Regions from separate parts of the Homo sapiens genome. Here region 2 is linked to region 1. A link is an interaction called in ENCODE POLR2A ChIA-PET data of the cell type or tissue named here. Cell type or tissue: PC-9. All regions are shown on one strand. Links, peaks and the distances in the headings refer to the core of each region. The heading gives the core; the rest is flanking DNA.

Evidence for each region. Peaks named below come from ENCODE experiments on the same cell type or tissue, not always from the same donor. Only the 100,000 strongest peaks of a DNase experiment are listed, where the experiment ranks them.
Region 2: POLR2A ChIA-PET joins it to region 1 with 10 read pairs; 18 of 35 experiments call an interaction of 5 or more read pairs at or near these places.

The regions. Positions count from the first base shown.
Region 1 is chr2:63,831,817-63,837,204 of GRCh38, reverse strand. It overlaps a transcript of WDPCP not described here. Among named protein-coding and RNA genes, the nearest start is that of UGP2, 7.4 kb to the left of the region's middle. In PC-9, for the core only: no CTCF peak of the experiment used is centred there; no DNase peak of the experiment used is centred there.
Region 2 is chr2:63,696,795-63,702,182 of GRCh38, reverse strand. It overlaps a transcript of WDPCP not described here. Among named protein-coding and RNA genes, the nearest start is that of MDH1, 110 kb to the right of the region's middle. In PC-9, for the core only: CTCF peaks have their summits at 2,743 and 2,942 (motif pointing left); DNase peaks (open chromatin) are centred at 3,122 and 3,512; H3K27ac peaks cover 1,352 bases.

The sequences.
Region 1 (5,388 bases), core at 158-5,157:
GAATGGGTTTCCAAATACTTGAGGAAGAGAAAGACTTCATTCTTTCCTGTTGCCAACACCCTGTTAATGAACCAGGAAGTTTGCTGAAACAAGTTGTGAATTTAAATTATGACATATCCTTCCATTTGTTCACAGTATGATTTTTAAGTTATATTTGAGAGTTATATAACTTTTACATCAGAGCAGTAGCAATTATTTCAAATAACTGAGATGCTTTAAAAAATGAAGTTAGTTCACATTATGGATAGTTAATTAAAGGTTCATAAACCAATCTTCTAAGTGGTTTTAAAAGTCATTAGGCTCCCAAGCATGTTTAATCAAAACATACATTATCTTGTTCATGTTTATCAATAATTCCCCTCTAGATTCTCCTTTGAAAGTTGAAGGAAGCAGGTCCTTACTATTTTGTTTTCTGTTTAGTCTGTTCTGCATGTTCCCCAGAGGAGAGTGTTGGTGAGAAATGGTGACACCCATGAGGTTGTTGTATTTCTCTCATGTGCAAAACTGTATCTCCAAATTGTGTCCGCCCCTTTGATGATAGAGGCAATAGAGCCATTCCCTTTAGTGAATGGCCCAGGAAAAAACATAAATAAACTCCCTATATTCTCTCAGGGTTTTTAACAAGCGTAGATTGTTATGTGATTATAATTTGAAAAGATAAAAAAACTAATAAGAAACCATCTTTTACCAAACTCATAGAATAAATATTATTTTGATTTACTGTAGTGATATATGTATAGAAGTTCAGGTTACTTATTGACTTTCAAATCCTCACAGAGAAGAGTTGTGAAAGAGAAAAGCATTCAGTTTAATTCTATTTTTTCTGCCTCTTTCAACTATATGAAAGATTCCCTGTTGTGCATTCCATCAAATGACTTTTGATGGTTTTCTAAACATCTCTGCCTCTGGTCTAGTTTATTAAATTTCCTGCTAGTGCCACCACTGGAAAGGAAAGGATAAAGAACTTCTGTTTCCTAACTTAGTCTCAGGGAATGTATTTTAAGCATTTCACACCCACCAACCTAACGAAATATTAAAGAGAAGATTCTCAGCTGGGTGCAATGGCTCACAGCTGTAATTCCAGCACTTTGGGAGGCCAAAGCTGGTGGATCATCTGAGGTCAGGAGTTTGAGAGCAGCCTGGCCAACGTGATTAAACCCCCTTCTCTACTAAAATACAAAAATTAGCTGGGCTTGGTGGCAGGCGCCTGTAATCCTAGCTACTTGGGAGGCTAAGGCACAAAACTCACTTGAACATGGGAGGCGGAGTTTGCAGTGAGCTGAGGTCACGCCACTGCACTCCAGCCTGGGCTACAGAACAAGACTTTGTCTCAAAAAATAAAAATAAAATAAAGAGAAGATTCTCAGGACTGCTTTTTGGGTGAAGATTAAATAATTGAATAATTCTATGTCATTAGATGGATAATATGATTAGAGAATAAAAGGTAACTACTTTTTCTCTCTAATGAAAAAGAGGAGGTATGTCATATTTAGAGAAAAAACTACAGGAAAAAATATGAAATACTAATGTTAAGTTCTGGTGCCATTTTATTATTTTTTTTATTTAATTTTTTTTTTTAGATCACATAGCTACTATGTGACAGAACCAGGATCTGAACTGAAGCTATCTGACTCCAAAAACCCACAGGGAGGAAAATTTTCTCCCTTCGGTTTCTGGAGGTTGATTTGCTACCCCTCTCCATCAAAACAGAAAGGAGTGCAAATGGTCAGGCCTTTATCCGGGACAAGTAATCTCTTAATGACTGAAGTTCTCTAGTAATACTGTTTTCTTCTTTTTTTTTTTTTTTTTTTTTTTGAGATGGAGTCTCGCTCTGTCACCCAGGCTGGAGTGAAGTGGTGCAGTCTCTGCTCACTGCAACCTCTGCCTCCCAGGTTCAAGCAATTCTCCTGCCTCAGTCTCCCAAGTAGCTGGGATTACAGGGGCCTGCCACCTCACCTGGCTAATTTTTGTATTTTTTTTGGTAGAGACAGGGTTTCACCATGTTGGCCAGGCTGGTCTCAAACTCCTGACCTCAAGTGATCCGCCCACCTCGGCCTCCCAAAGTGCTGGGATTACAAGTTTGAGCCATGACGCCTGGCTTCTGGTGCCATTTTAAATTGCACTTCAATTTTTTTTTTAAATTTCAGTAAGAATACACAGCTTAAAAAAAAAATCCAGATAGTACCAAAATGCCAATAATGAATAGCAGTACTTTTTTCTAGAAAGTACTTTAAAATAATGATGAAGCTTTAATTTATAAAACATGCATGCATTGTTGGATCAGTCAGACCAAAACTACTTTGGATGCCACAAAAAGGGCACTTCAGCTGCTAACGAAAAATATCCGATGTCTACGAAATCAGAGTTTCAGAGCCACCAGAGCTGCACCATCCAGGAGCTCCATGTTGGCTGCAATGTGCTGAGCACAGCCAAGGAGGTAGGTGTTCCATTATCTGGACATCTACTTCAGGAACCAGCTACTGAACATACCACTCTTCACCTTGGATAAGAGGCCTGTGGAATTATTAGATGTTTTTTTATCATCCACTCTACCTGTAGAGATGCTGCTCCTCTTGGCCACCTTCCAGGAAGCTCTGGTAAATGCTGCTAGCAGCTGGACTGCAACCAGGCCAGGGGCTCCCAACTTGCGTGCCCCAGGCCTGAAAGAATCAATATGCTTCACAGCGTTAAGTCATTCAAAACATATAATTAGAAAATTCTGGTCTATATTACCTCTCTCACAACTGCTGAGCAGCATATTAAAAAAAAAATGAGAATTTGGAGCAGAGAGCAGTACTAGGAGAAAGACAGAGGCCATTCTCAATTATCAGTGACTTACAACAAGAGTTTACAAAGAAAATGTTAAGAGGTCAGCAACTTACTGAAGTTCTAGCTTTGCATGGATCTGTACAGCAACAAATTAAAAACAGACTATTTGGGTAATAGAAATTTATTGAAGACTGCTGTCTGGATTTGGAGCATCACAGACAGACTGAGAGACGTTCAGCTGTTTGATATGTAAGTCTTTCTAACACAGACCAGCATGGAATGGAGACCAGATAAAGTCACAAATGGAGTAATAGGATAATGAAAGAAAAAAGAATACAGATAGACCTTTGCTTAAGCTATGTTAGGCTGAAGGTTTTACCAGTTTCCTAGTGAGAAGGAATAAAACAGTGATAAAACCACATTGATAATTATTTGAAATTTGTGTGTGTGTGTGTGTGTGTATGTTGGCATACACTTACACATGTTCATATATTTATTTATAATTTATATTCTTTCTTATTCTAAAGAGAATTTGAGGCCAAGCAAGGTGTATATATTCCTAATTAAGTTCATTGCTTAGTAAACTGACCATACTATAGTTCATTCTTATAGTGGAAATTCAATTTAGTCATTCTCATCTAAAATCCTTTTTGTTGTCTTTAGATTGTCATGTTAAAGAACCTCTTCTTATATTATTTTTTAAATGACTTTTTCTCAACCCAGTGAACCCAAGTGATAACAGTCTAGATTCTGGGTCTAGAAAGAGTTAGGAAGTAAGCAAAATTCCTCAACATTATAGATGATATTCTAGATTAGGTATGCTATATATTACATGGTCAATCTCTGAAACTGTAAACACTGAAGTCTCTTCAAAAGAATCTCCACAAAATATGTACCATCATGTAAGGGTTCGTTGGTTGGTTTTAATTTATTGGTGTTTTTCTGTTTTCGCATATTGGTGTCTAGGGAAGCAGAGGAGTACATTGGAAAAAGCAGAGTTTGGAAAATAGGTCTTTTTTTTTATTTCAAATTTTGTCACTTAGAACCTGAGTAACCTTGGATAAATTACTTAGATAACCTTATGAACCTTAATTTCCTCACTTAAAGATGAGAATAACAACTAATAGCTTGTCTCACCAGACAGAGAGTTATTATATAATACAGAGGTGTTTGTTTGTTTTTTGAGATGGAGTCTCACTCTGTCACCCAGGCTGGAGTGCAGTGGCATAGCCTCAGCTCACTGCAACCTCCACCTCCCGGGTTTAAGCGATTCTCCTGCCTCAGTCTCTTGAGTAGCTGGGATTACAGGCGCCTGCCACCACACCTGGCTAGTTTTTATATTTTTAGTAGAGATGGAGTTTCACCATGTTGGCCAGGCCGGTCCTGAACTCCTGACCTCAAGTGATCCTCCCGCCTTGGCCTCCCAAAGTGCTGGGATTACAGGTGGGAGCCACTGTGCCCGGCCTGAGTTATTATAAAGATCTTCTCACTCTGTTAGCACAGAGTGTAAGTTCAGCTAATGATTATTCCCTGTATTGCCATATCATACGATTAATCTCAAGTTATTGTTATTAATTGATTTACTATTATAACTTATTAAATATTTATTTCCCCTTCATAGACTATAAGCTCTTTAAGAGCAAGGACCATGTCTCTCTTGTATCCCCAGAGTGTATCATAGTGCTTGACACATAATAGGCACTCAAAAGAAATTTGTTCAATGAACTATCAAATGAGATATTTATGAATGAATTTAAAAACTGTAGAGTACTGTATAGGTGTATATTAGAGTTTTCCCATTATTTCTATTGGAAACATGTTTTGGATGGCAAATAATCAACTTATAAATGTACTTTTATAACACAAAAGTGATCACTTCTAAGCAAGTCCTGCAGTAATAGATTGTTTGCAGAGATGGCCACAATTCTTCCCATCCCTGTGCCCCTTGCTCTTTTGCAATGTGACTTTGTCACTCCTCCCATTAGGAGGTGGAATTTCCCCCCCCCACCCCAACACCTGGAGTCTGTGTTGGCCTGGTGATTTTCTTTGACCAATAGAATACAGCAGAAGTAATGTTATGTGACTCAAGAAGCTTTTCAGCTTTCAACCTCATGCCTTGGAATACTGACCTGAGACTGCTGCATGAGGAAGGCCATTATTACCTGATGGAAAATGACAAGCTACATGAAGTAGAGATGAGTTTTTCCAGTTGAGGCCCCACTAGACCAAACAGTACAGACAAACAGGCTGCCAGATGCGTTGTAGCCCATCTTAGGCTATCCAGCTCTCATTAAACTGCCTAATGAGTCAAACTGGCCACATGAGTGAACTAGGTAAGACTAGTAGAAGAATCACCCAGATAAGCTATATCCAGTGCAGTGTATTGATACATAGTAAAAGTTAATTCATACCATAATTGTAGTCTCAAAGAAAACTCAAACCACTCAAACCACACTCATTTGCTCTTTGCTTAGTCCCAGAACTGCTCTTCATCTTTCCACAAGATGGGACTATGTTTTTCAGTCCACACATTTTTCACCTGTAAACTGTATTCTCCAAATCCTTCTGAGGAAGAGATCTCCTTTTATCACTTTCCTTGTCAAATCAATGCCCCCAAAC
Region 2 (5,388 bases), core at 178-5,177, 140 kb after region 1:
GTGGTGGCATGCGTCTATAATCCCAGCTACTCGGGAGGCTGAGGCAGGAGAATCGCTTGAACCTAGGAGGCGGAGGTTGCAGGGAGCAGAGATCGTGCCATTGCACTCCAGCCTGGGCAACAAGAGCGAAACTCCATCTCAAGAAAAAAAAATCGTCTTTTCTTTATGCTAGGAACAATTGAATTATTCTCGTCTAATTATTTTGAAATATACAATAGATATTGTAAACTATGATCATCCTATTTATCTATGAAACACTAGGTTTTATTTCTTCTATCGAACTGTATATTTGTACCCATTAGTCAACCTCTCTTCATCCCCCTCACCCCACCCTTTCTGGTGCCTGTGGTAACCACCAATCTGTTCTCTATTTCATGATAGTCACTTTTTAAGCTCCTACATATGAGTGAGAACATGTGATATTTGTCTTTCTGTGCTTGGCTTGTTTCACTTAATATAATGACCTCCAGTTCCATCCATGTTGCTGCATGTGACAGGATTTCATTCTTTCTTATGGCTGAATAATGTCCTGTTGTATATATATAACACATTTTCTTTATCCATTCATCCATTAATGGGCACTTAGGTTGGTTCCATATTTTGGCTATTATGAATAGTGCTGCAATAAACTTGGAAGTACAGAAGTGTCTTTGATATGCTGATTTCATTTCTTTTGGCTATATATAACTAGAAAAATTGCTGAACATATGATAGCTCTATTTTTAGTTTTTTGAGGAACTTCTATACAGTTTTCCATAGTGGTTGTACTAATTTACATTCCCACCAACGGTGTATGAAGGTTCTCCTTTCTTCACATCCTTGTCAGCATCTGTTATTGCCTTTTTGACAAAAGCCAGTTTTAATTGGGGTGAGAGATCTCTTTGTGATTTTGATTTGCATTTCTCTGATGACTAGCAATGTTGAGCATTTTTTTTTATATTCTTATTGGTCATTTATATGTCTTCTTTTGAAAAATGTCTATTCAGATCTTTTGCCCATTTTTAAATTGTATTATTTGTTGTTTTGCTATTGAGTTGTTTGAGCTCCTTATATATCCTGGTTATTAATCCTTTGTCAGATGAGCAGTTTGCAAATATTTTCTTCTATTCTGTGGATTGTCTCTACCTTGTTGCCTCCTTTGCTGTGCAGAAGGTTGATGTAATCTCATTTGTCTTTTGTTTTGGTTGCCTGTGATTTTGAAGTCTTACACCAAAAATTCTTTGCCAAGACCAATGTCCTGGAGTATTTCCCCAATGTTTTCTTCTAGTAGTTTCATAGTTTCAAGTCTTAAATTTAAGTCATCAATCCATTTTATTTGATTTTTGCATATAGTGAGAGATAGAGGTCTAGTTTCAATCTTCTGCGTATGGTTATCCAGTTTTTTCAGTGCCTTTTATTGAAGAGCCTGTTCTTTCCCCATTGTATGTGCTTGGTGTCTGCGTTGAAATGAGTTGGCTGTAAATACATGGATTTATGTCAGGGTTCTCTATTCTGTTCCTTTGGTTTGTGTGTCTGTTTTTATGTGAGTACCATGCTGGGTATCAAAACTTTTAAACACTGTATGCGAGAGAAAAAGAATAACAAAATTTTACCATTTAGAAAAAAATCAGTAAAGGAAAAAATGTTCAGCACGAAAGCATAATGAGTAGGGAACATAAATTACAATGACAGGCATACCACATTTGTCTTCGTTATCCATCTGTAATTGATTTTTGACTCCTCTCTCACTCACCATGTCTGTGCAGTTGACTCACTTGATTTTTCCTTGGAAAAGTCTTGTATCTGACCTTTTCCATTCCCACTACCACTTCTCTAGTTCCCTGGAGCCTGTACTAATTAAGTAGCTCTAGCACAGCATTTTTTTCTTTTTTTCTTTTTGTTTTTTTTTTTTTTTTTTTTTGAGACAGGGTCTCACTCTGTCACCCAGGCTGCAGTACAGTGGCACGATCGTGGCTCACTGCAGCCTTGACCTCCCCAGGCTCAGGTGATCCTCCCACTTCAGCCTCTCAAGTAGCTGGGACTACAGGTGTGCACCACCATGCCTGGCTAATTTTTGCATTTTTTGTATGAGGTTTGGTCAGGTTGCCCAGGCGGGTGTCAAACTCCTGGGCTCAACACATCCATCTGCCTCAGCCTCTCACCATGCTAGGATTACAAGCGTGAGCCACCAGGCCCAGCCCAAAGCATATTCTACCTTGGCCTTACCCACAGCAATGAGCAATCTTCATAAAACATAACCTCACACCCCTGCTCAAAAGCCTTCAGAAGCTCCTCATTTCTCACCATCTACCCTCTTAGCTGGTTTTTGAGACCTTGTATAATACTATCCCAGTTAACTGTGTTTTGTCAATTCTAAGACACATTTTTTTAAAAGACCTTTGAAACACCTCTGAAATCAGAGTGCATGTTACAATCGATGGCAATCATGGTGTCTTAGATTCAATATTTCTTTTCCCAGTTTGCCCTGGCTATGGGATACCTCTATGTTAGAAAACGAGACTTCTCGCTTTGTTATGCCATGACTCATTCTTTTATAGCTCCAAACTTTTTTTTAGACTTCTCCCTCTGTCTGGGTATCCCTCTTCCTCTGCCTCCCTTAACATATCTCCCTGTCAAAATCAGCTCATCTTTAATAAGGCCCAGCTCAAAGGCCAGCGCCTCAAAAACTGCTTTATACACCACCTTAGTGGGAACAACCGTCCCTCTGAATCCTCTCAGTTCCTTCTTTGTAAGTCTAGCATCTGTTATCACATAGTTCTTTTTAGTTAAATACTTGCATCCAGATTCGGTCCTGCAAATTGCTTGAGTGGACAGCTAAAATTGTGACATTATATGAAAGAACATGGGTTTCTTTCACGAGGACATTTTGAATAATTTCATTACAATCTGTGAAGTACTACCATTACAGAACTCAGTGAGAATCCTGCTTTGAACTGCCCTCTAGAGGTAGTACATTATCAGTGAGCCAGAGAGAGACCTACAACCATGGATGGGTGAAAGACAGTGGCTGCTAACCAGCTGGGAAGGGGAGCTGCTGAGAGTGTTCCTTCATCAGCAGGACTCGCTAATTGGCCCTGTTTGTGGGAGTAGCTGTTGGAAGGGTCAAGCTCTGGGAAACCGTGTTGCTTGGAGATTGCCAGCCCTCTCCAGTTTGCTCAGATGAGTCACTGTGATGTCTTGGAAGGGTGGGGCCTGACTAAGTAATAGCTTCCCTCAGGAAATCCAGACTGGGCTGGAAGTCCAGGAACTCTGGGTCATTTTCCAGGGAGATACTGAGTATAACTGCATCCTGTCAGAGGGTGTAGTCTGGGAAAAGATGGCTACATGTCCATGTCATTGTCTGCAACAGGATTCTTCTCCATCACAGCTAATTTTGAACTCTCCCAAGCATAAATCTTTACTGCAATACATTCACAAAGCTTTATTCCCCCCTCCCTCTTTTTCTGAGTAAACTTCTGTGGCCACGAGAAGATAAAAGTCATCTCAGGTGTTCTCTTGCTAGCCAGGAAATTCTGTGACTAAATTTTAAATGACTTGTGAAATTTCCTGCTTACTTCTGCTTCCTAGGGCAAATGCCATTTTCTGTAAGTGCCTCCCTGTTACCTGACTTGACTTTCCATAGGCATCCCCTCCAGCCTCAGTCTGTGCCAACAGAGGGATTAGATTCTAGAGGCTCCAGGTCCCTGCCAGCTTCAACATTCTAACATCTGCTTGGTGCTCAACATAGCTTGCCTCCCAGGCACTGAGTTTACGCATTAATGAGTTTGAAGTTCATTTTCCTCTGAGGCAAATCAGTTGGCATGATGTGATCTGGGAATGTCCTTTGAAAGCTTTCCATAGGATGTGACTTCTCTCCATGTCTTCATACCAGAAGACCTTGCATAAAGGTCACAATTGTTGAGCTGATTTCACCTCAAGAAATCATTTTGTCTTAGAATTTTTTCCTCATTAAAAAAGTCGAGCACTTTGGGAGGCCAAGGTGGCAGATCACCTGAGGTCAGGAGTTTGAGACCAGCCTGGCCAACATGGTGAAACCCCGTCTCTAATAAAAATACAAAAATTAGCCAGGCATGGTGCTGCACATCCATAATCCCAGCTACTCAGGAGGCTGAGGCACGAGAATCACTTGAACCCAGGAAGTGGAGGTTGCAGTGAGCCGAGATCACGCCACTGCACTCCAGCCTGGGCAACAGGCGACAGAGCGAGACTCTATCTTAAAAAAAAAAAGTCATAGGCTGGGCATGGTGACTCATACCTGTAGTCCCAGCACTTTGGGAGGCCAAGGTAGGAGGATCACTTTTGAACTCAGGAGTTCAAGACCAGCCTGGGCAACATGGCAAAACCCCATCTCTACAAGAAATACAAAAATTAGCCTGGCATGGTGGTACACCCCTGTAGTCCCAGCTACTCCAGAGGCTGAGGTGGGAGAATCACCTCAGCCCAGGAAGTCTAGGGTGCAGTGAGCCAAGATCACGCCACTGCACTCCAGCCTGGGTGACAGAGTGAGACTCTGTTTCAAAAGAAGAAATCATAAAGATTTATTATAGAAAATATAGACATTATAGAAAATTATTAAAAAGGAAATAAGAATCACTTAAATGCAACTTCTCAGAGGTAATACTATTAACACCATGGCAGGCAACACAACAAATTTTCTTTGTGTGTATGATCATACGATTTTTTAGTGCTTGATACGGAATTGGAATCACACTTTTCAAACTGTTTTTTAGCCTGCTTTTTCCTATAATTATAAATGATTAACATTTCATTTGTCATTATGCAACAGTTCATAGAGTGGACTCTGGATCTATCTGAATTTGAATCTTGGCTCATCACTTACCGTGTGACCCTTGGGCGTGTCCTTTAACTGAAATAATTTCTGCAAATTCCTCATCTGTAAAATGGGGATAATAATGGCTCCTACTTCACAAAATGTTGTAAATATTTAAGTGAGTCAACATTTGCCAAGTACTTAGAACAATGCTGGCAGGTAGTGTGGGCTTTATGGGGCCCACACTACTACAACTACTATAACTACTACTACTACTACAGCTACTATAACTACTACTACATTTTCTTCTACAACATCATTTTAAGACTGAATAGGATTACATTGTTTGGTTGTGGCGTAATTTATTTAGTCAAAGTCCCATTCTTGAATAGAGTGTTCTGCTTTTTTGGTATTATAAATAATACTGCAACAAATACCCTCTTCTGTAACAGGACAGACTATGTACCAGGTAGGGGAGGAATGCAGTGATGGGGATGGAAGAACTATGTTTTACCTTCTTTGTTTTGAGCTTGGTGGAGAGGCAAATATTTTGATATCTCACTTTTGCCTGGAAGGCTGCTACTGAGAAACCATTCAGACTTTCTGGCATCAGCCAG